2 separate regions of the Homo sapiens genome follow, and region 2 is linked to region 1. A link is a contact called in ENCODE Hi-C or POLR2A ChIA-PET data. All regions are on one chromosome and are shown on one strand. The core of a region is the stretch at or near the end of the contact, and the rest is flanking DNA. Distances in the headings are between cores, read along the strand shown.

Region 1 (2,908 bases), core at 43-2,542:
TCCTCGCTGGTGGCCACCTGACCCTGTGGCGTTTGCTCCTTCCACCTGCTGTTGGCCATGGGGCAGATGTGGAGGCCAAGGAAGAATAGGACAATGGCGTTTGGGGCAGACAGGCCTGGGTTCAAATTTCAGCTCTGCCTATTCCTAGCTCTGCAAACCTTGGGCATGTCACCTGTCTTCTCTGCCTGAGGTTCAGATTTCTTCCTGGTAAATTGGGGCTAATACTTATTAGACTTACCGTGAAGATTAACTGAGATGATGTGTGTAAATTGCCCAGCTCAGCTCAGCCTCTGGCATCTGGTACTCAACACATAACTCTTCTCTCCACTTTCTGTCTTGCATCTCCCCATCTTGTTTTTGAGTGGATCACTGAACCACAAATATCCACTTGGCGATGAAGTCTGGGGAACAGGGACAAATACCAACACTTCCCATTTTTAGATTTACACGAGACTAACAGCTTTCCTTCCCACAGTGGCAACAGAGATTTGCAGAGCAGATGTCTTGGTGTGAAACTGCTACGAGGAGGTGTCCTGTAAATGTTTGCTGACAAAGCAGCAAAGCAGGGTTTGACCTTCCAGCTCTGCCTCCCCGCACCAGGCTGGGGGATTCACCCACCCCACTCCGTTTCCTGTGCGTTCCTCTTTCTCAGAGGCTGTGGGCCTGTCCTGCTGTCCGATGGCATCAGGCTGTGGGACGGGGGGCCATCAGGTTGGTTGGAGCAAGCTGCTCCCATCCGGACCTGTGTCAGGCAGCACTTGTTCAAGAGGAGGCTCAAGAGAGTGATCCAGGATGCAGGGTTTGGGAAGAGGATGCAGCATGGTGGGGGGCGACCTGTCCAAGCGCAGAGAACACTTTTCCAAACCTCACTGCCCTGGGCCATCGGGTGCTCCTTTGCCTTTGCTTGGATCTAATGATTATAGGCCTGAGCTTCAAAGCAGGTTATAAACCCGACTAATTGCTGGTCTAGGAGAGCTGGACGAGGAGGCCAAGCCTGCCCAGAGTGGGCACCCCGGACTGGGCCTTCTCGTGGGACTGGCATTTCCAACCGGGAGCGCGGTGCTGGGGCCGGGATACCCGGGGTGGCCGCACCGTCCTGCTGGCTCCTTGGGTGGCTGCCGTCGCTGCTCAGCGCGGGTCGGCGGCGCCGCCTCCCCCACCCCGGCCCAGCTCTGCTCCGGCAGGTGGAACTCTCCCCATTCAAACCCGCGCGGGCCAATCAGGGCCGGGCGCGCCCTGGCCGTTCCAACGCTTGGGGCAGCCCTACCTCCCGCTCGCGCTCCTCCCGCCCTGGAGACTCCGGTTACTGGGGAGCAACACAGCCGCCTCGGGTTGCAGACGCTCCTGTCCGGGTCGCAGTGGGACGCCATGGAGCGCTCCCTGCACCGCGTCTCCCTCGGGAGCCGGCGTGCCCACCCGGACTTGTCCTTCTACCTCACCACCTTTGGTAAGTGCCCGCTGGGGCTGGCGGCAGGGGCTGCTTCACCCTGCTCCCAGCGCCCAGAAACGCAGCCCCTCGTGGTGACAGGGGAGGCTGGGAGCAGGTGCTCTTTCTATCTAGGGGCACCTTCTCTGGCCCCTTTCTCCTGTGACTGCCCAGGAGGGGCTCAGGGCACAGGCTCAGTCCAAGCAAGCTGCTGGACACCACCTGCTGCCCGGCCATGAGTGCCAACTGCGGTTGGTTCTGCCTCACTTGGCTGGAATAATCACGCTCTGGTTAATCTTTCAGAGACCTGGGTTGTCACCACGGAGTTTCTCATTAGCAAGCAGCTCAGGTTAAATCAAGGTCTTGTTATAGCAACTGGAGATCTCATTCACCCACTTTCCTTTGGCTCAGGGAGCGGACAGGTGCTGGGCCCTTTGGCCCTGCTGCCTTGTGGGGAGGCTGCAATTTGACTTTGTTGGGTATCTGAGCCACAGTGGAGATGGGAGAATTCTCTCCTCCAAGAAAGAACAATCCCTTAGGAGGGTCCCAGGGCTGCCTCAGGGTTTGAGGTGGAAAGAAGTGAACAGTAGGCTTCACTCCCAAGCCCCTAAGTAGCAGACTGAGTTCCCCCAAATAACAGCTGGGCGGCAGCTGCCCAAAGGTCTGGGCAAACCTGGCCTTCCTGGTAGCCATAGTAAAGGTAACAACCCTACCCTTGAGGGTAACCCTTCATTTCCTCACTGGTCCTGCAACTCTCTGTGGAGAGGGGTTATTTTTCCTCTGTGAAGACTTGAAACCAAGAGATCTTCCATGAGCCAGTGGCAGAGTTCGTAGCTGAGCTCAAGCTTTCCAGAGATGACCTGTCCAGCGCATTTTTGTTTGAACTTGCATACAATTTCCTTCTAAAGGTTGGGGCTGTTACTGAAACATTACTGGACATTGCCCAGCTTTCAAAGACAGAGTGCCCAAGGAGTTTGGTCCCTCCCTGGGGTTCCTGGCTCTTCTGTTTTCAGGCTTACTCCTGCTCAACATATTTGGTTTTCCACAACCTGCTTTTTTTCCTTAGGGGTAGAGGGAATGATGGAAGAGCAGTGGCTTGGCCTCTGAAATTGCCTGACGTCTGGCAGCAGGAATTCACTGGTCTAGTTGGTGGACGATAAAGGGCAATTAACTAGCCATCATTTGTTGAGAACTTACCATTGCCATTCCTTATGCCAAGTGTTTTACCTGCATTATCTCACTTAATGCCCCAGCGTAGGAGGCAATTCCTGCTAACCCCATTGGGATGCAGGGCTCTGTGAGACAAGGGTGGTTTCCAGGATGATCTGTATTGGCTGGGGTAGGAGTGATCAGGAAAGGGTGTCAGGGAGCTGTGAGGCCCTCTTACCTTAGCTGTGTCCTGATTAAAAAGTAAAAATATGTTTGCTTTTTTCCTCCTTATTATCATGGTTACATGTGTTTACTGCTGAAAACTTAGTGAAA
Region 2 (2,700 bases), core at 76-2,575, 60 kb after region 1:
GAGGCTTGCAGAGACCAGCTGCCATGGAGGGTGAGGGCCACTTTTCCCCTTCTGTTTGCTTTTTTCCTACTTTGAGGAGTGGAAGTATAGGAAGCTGGAGGGTGATGGGGCCATCTTGACTGCAGGTCAGGACTGCCCTTGGCTGAGGCTGTACTGAGCACTGCTCCTGGTTTTGTGTGAGATGATGAGGATGCATTATCTGGGGAGGCTGTGGCTCCCCACCTTCTCGGGGAGGTTGTGGCTCTCAGCCTCCAGAGGACAGCAAAGTAGCCAGTTCTGTTTGCTCTCTGTCAACCCAGGTGACACTGTTTGCCTATTCGGACCTGCTGCTCTTCACCAAGGAGGACGAGCCTGGCCGCTGCGACGTCCTGAGGAACCCCCTCTACCTCCAGAGTGTGAAGCTGCAGGAAGGTAAGCAGATGCCGTAGGTGCCCAGAGCCCCTCTCAACTTGCCCCAGTCCCACTGCTCTGGGCAGCCCTCTGGGATCTGGCTGCCAGTCATCCGTAGGGCACTGGAGTGTGTGCTGCTGGGCTCTGTCCATGGGCTAGTAGGTCTCAGACACTGGCATTCTTTCTAGGCTGGTAAGCCTTCTGATATACCTGAGGTTTTCAGGGAAGTTTCTATTCTAGAGACTTTCCAGAGAGGCTGTGGAGTCGGGTAGGAAGAGCTTTGGATTCAGACAGACCTGTGCTCAAATCTTGGCCCTGTCCCTCCATACTGGGATGACTGTGGGCACTGTACTCAGCCTCTCTGAGACTGTTTCCTCCCGTGTAAATAGGGATAAAAATAGTAACCGAGAAGGTTGCTGTGAAGATTAAGCTAGGTCATAAATGCAAAGTGCCTGGCCCATAACAGGTGCCCAATAAATACTTGTTGCCACCCACTCACCCCACAGATCTGTGGACAGAGACCGCAACTCGGCTCTACTCAGCTGCATGGCCCTGCGGAGCCCAAGCCGCTGGGGCTCAGGCACATGTGGGAGCGTGGAGGGAATTTCTAACCCAAACTTTCCACCACGCCCTCCACTCGTGGGAGGGGAAGCCAGCTGGGAGTATCTGTCAGTGGTTTGGTTTGGCGCCTGAGGTCTCTGCTGAGAGGGGCTCGGTTTCCTCTCCCAGATCATGAAAACAACAGACCCGTTTGAGGATGGGTGACAGGGGCAGAGAGGAAAATATTACCCAGTGAAAGAATTCTGTTTTGGTGGGGTTTGCTCGGGAAAGCTTCCTGGCTGTTTGCAAACTGTCCTGCCTGCTTAGTGCCTGAGTGTTCCTCCTCCTCGGAAACCCATTCAGTATGAGAACCGCCACTCTCACTTCCCCACAGGAAGCCACTGACAACTTCTCCATCTCGGGCTCTGGCCTTTCCCCTGTCCATGGAAGGGAAAAGCAAGTCACCTCACTGGGTCAGCTCCTCCCTCCAGGCGGGCTCAGCCTGACCACAGGGCGGTGGGAAGAAGCCGCCTGAGCAACTCCAGTTCCGGCACTGGCATTCCCAGAGTTCCCCATGCCTGCTGGAGGGCATTAGGTTGGAGTTCCAGTGGCCTCTGTTCCTGGGCTTTCCTGCCATCCTCTCCATACCCCCAGCCCCTCCCTGGCTCCCTCACACCCAGCTTCCCATATGCCCATTCTCCAGCCTGCAGTGTGCATATTCACACATGCACTCACACCGAGTCCCTTCTTCTCTGCTTCCCCCTCCCTGCCCCCAGCCCAGACAGTCTAGGACCCCATCACATTTGAGGGAGGAGCACTGGATGGGCCAGGGCTCAGTAATATGCCCTGGTTGGTACATGAATGGAACCCTCTCTCTGTTGTGCACATTACAAGGCTGAAGCTATAACCCAGGACCCTGGTTTGCTCAGCTTCCTGCGAGAAGGAGGGAGGGAAGAGAAGCAAGGCTCACACTGGCTACAATTTGGGTGGAGGTGGAGGTTGCGGGGAGAAGGTAGTAGAGGAGCTGAGGGCAGTGGCTGGGAGTCTGGGATCTGGGCGTGGTACTGCTGTGCTGTGCTGTGTGGCTTCAGCTGGCCCTTTCCCTTTGCCTTCAGTTTCTCTGACTGGGAACTAAGGGTGGGGCCAGCGCTTTGTGTCCCTCCCAGCTCTGATGCCCTCACACAGAACCCCAGAGCTTGCTGTGAGCAGCTGCTGGACCATGCCTATATTATCCTGCCTCTACCCCTCTGGGGGCCTGGTTGGGGAATTGGTTGGGATCTCCCCTTCTGGAGGCCCCAGGCCCCAGACTTGAAGCTAGGGGTGGGGTGTGCTCCATCCTCCACTGGGTTGTGATGGTCAAGGTGGGTGGTGTGGGGCCTTGGGGTGTCACAGAGACTCTCCAGGTGCTGAGCTGCTTTTGAGCTGCAGCCTTGTGTAAGCTTGGCACTGTGGCTTCCTCTCCCTGCAGATGGAGGGCGAGCTGCACAAGGGCTGAGGATGGCCAAGGCAGTACTTCTCAGGAGAGACCACCATGGACGGAAGAGCCCCTTGGGTTGGTGTGGGAGAGGGGCCTGTGTGTGTGTGTGTGCATGTGTCTGCCTGCCCTGGATTTTTTTGGATAGATGGTTTGGGGCCAAACTCCAGGGAGCCTGAGAGCTGCTGAGAGGGATGGAAATGGCTCCATTTCTAGGTGCACAATCCAACGCTTAGATTTCTTTCCAGGCACCGATAGAGCCCTTGCCTTCCCCCAGCTGCCCCCACTCCCCTGAG

The links. A loop is a pair of places that touch in the nucleus more often than their neighbours do. ChIA-PET counts read pairs that join two places held with the same protein, here RNA polymerase II (POLR2A). Pooled maps may share reads with other maps.
Region 2: a loop to region 1 is called in a map of sigmoid colon, with 2.7 times the contacts of the local background. The contact joins the enhancer-like site here to the promoter of RGS3 in region 1. A Hi-C loop is called at or near these places in 13 of 168 maps with a recorded cell type or tissue (CD8-positive, alpha-beta T cell, Caco-2, IMR-90 and 9 more), 8 of 37 single-sample maps with no recorded cell type and 20 of 50 pooled maps. POLR2A ChIA-PET finds 5 or more read pairs at or near these places in 9 of 52 experiments (CD4-positive, alpha-beta memory T cell, GM12878, OCI-LY7 and 5 more).

Annotation. Positions count from the first base shown.
Region 1 is chr9:113,462,435-113,465,342 of GRCh38, forward strand. RGS3 (regulator of G protein signaling 3) reads left to right here and starts at 1,293. Exons shown (of 23, transcript NM_001394167.1): 1 at 1,293-1,447. The coding sequence starts at 1,369. RefSeq lists enhancers at 196-1,150, 1,151-2,105.
Region 2 is chr9:113,522,631-113,525,330 of GRCh38, forward strand. It overlaps RGS3 (regulator of G protein signaling 3), which reads left to right. Exons shown (of 23, transcript NM_001394167.1): 15 at 300-411. Among named protein-coding and RNA genes, the nearest start is that of RGS3, 60 kb to the left of the region's middle. RefSeq lists enhancers at 1,086-1,145, 1,777-2,587. Within about 2 kb of position 1,326, at least 26 of the 41 ENCODE cell types and tissues checked have a DNase peak (open chromatin) inside an H3K27ac peak, as active enhancers do; they include CD8-positive, alpha-beta T cell, GM12878, OCI-LY7 and 3 more, where a contact is called at or near this core.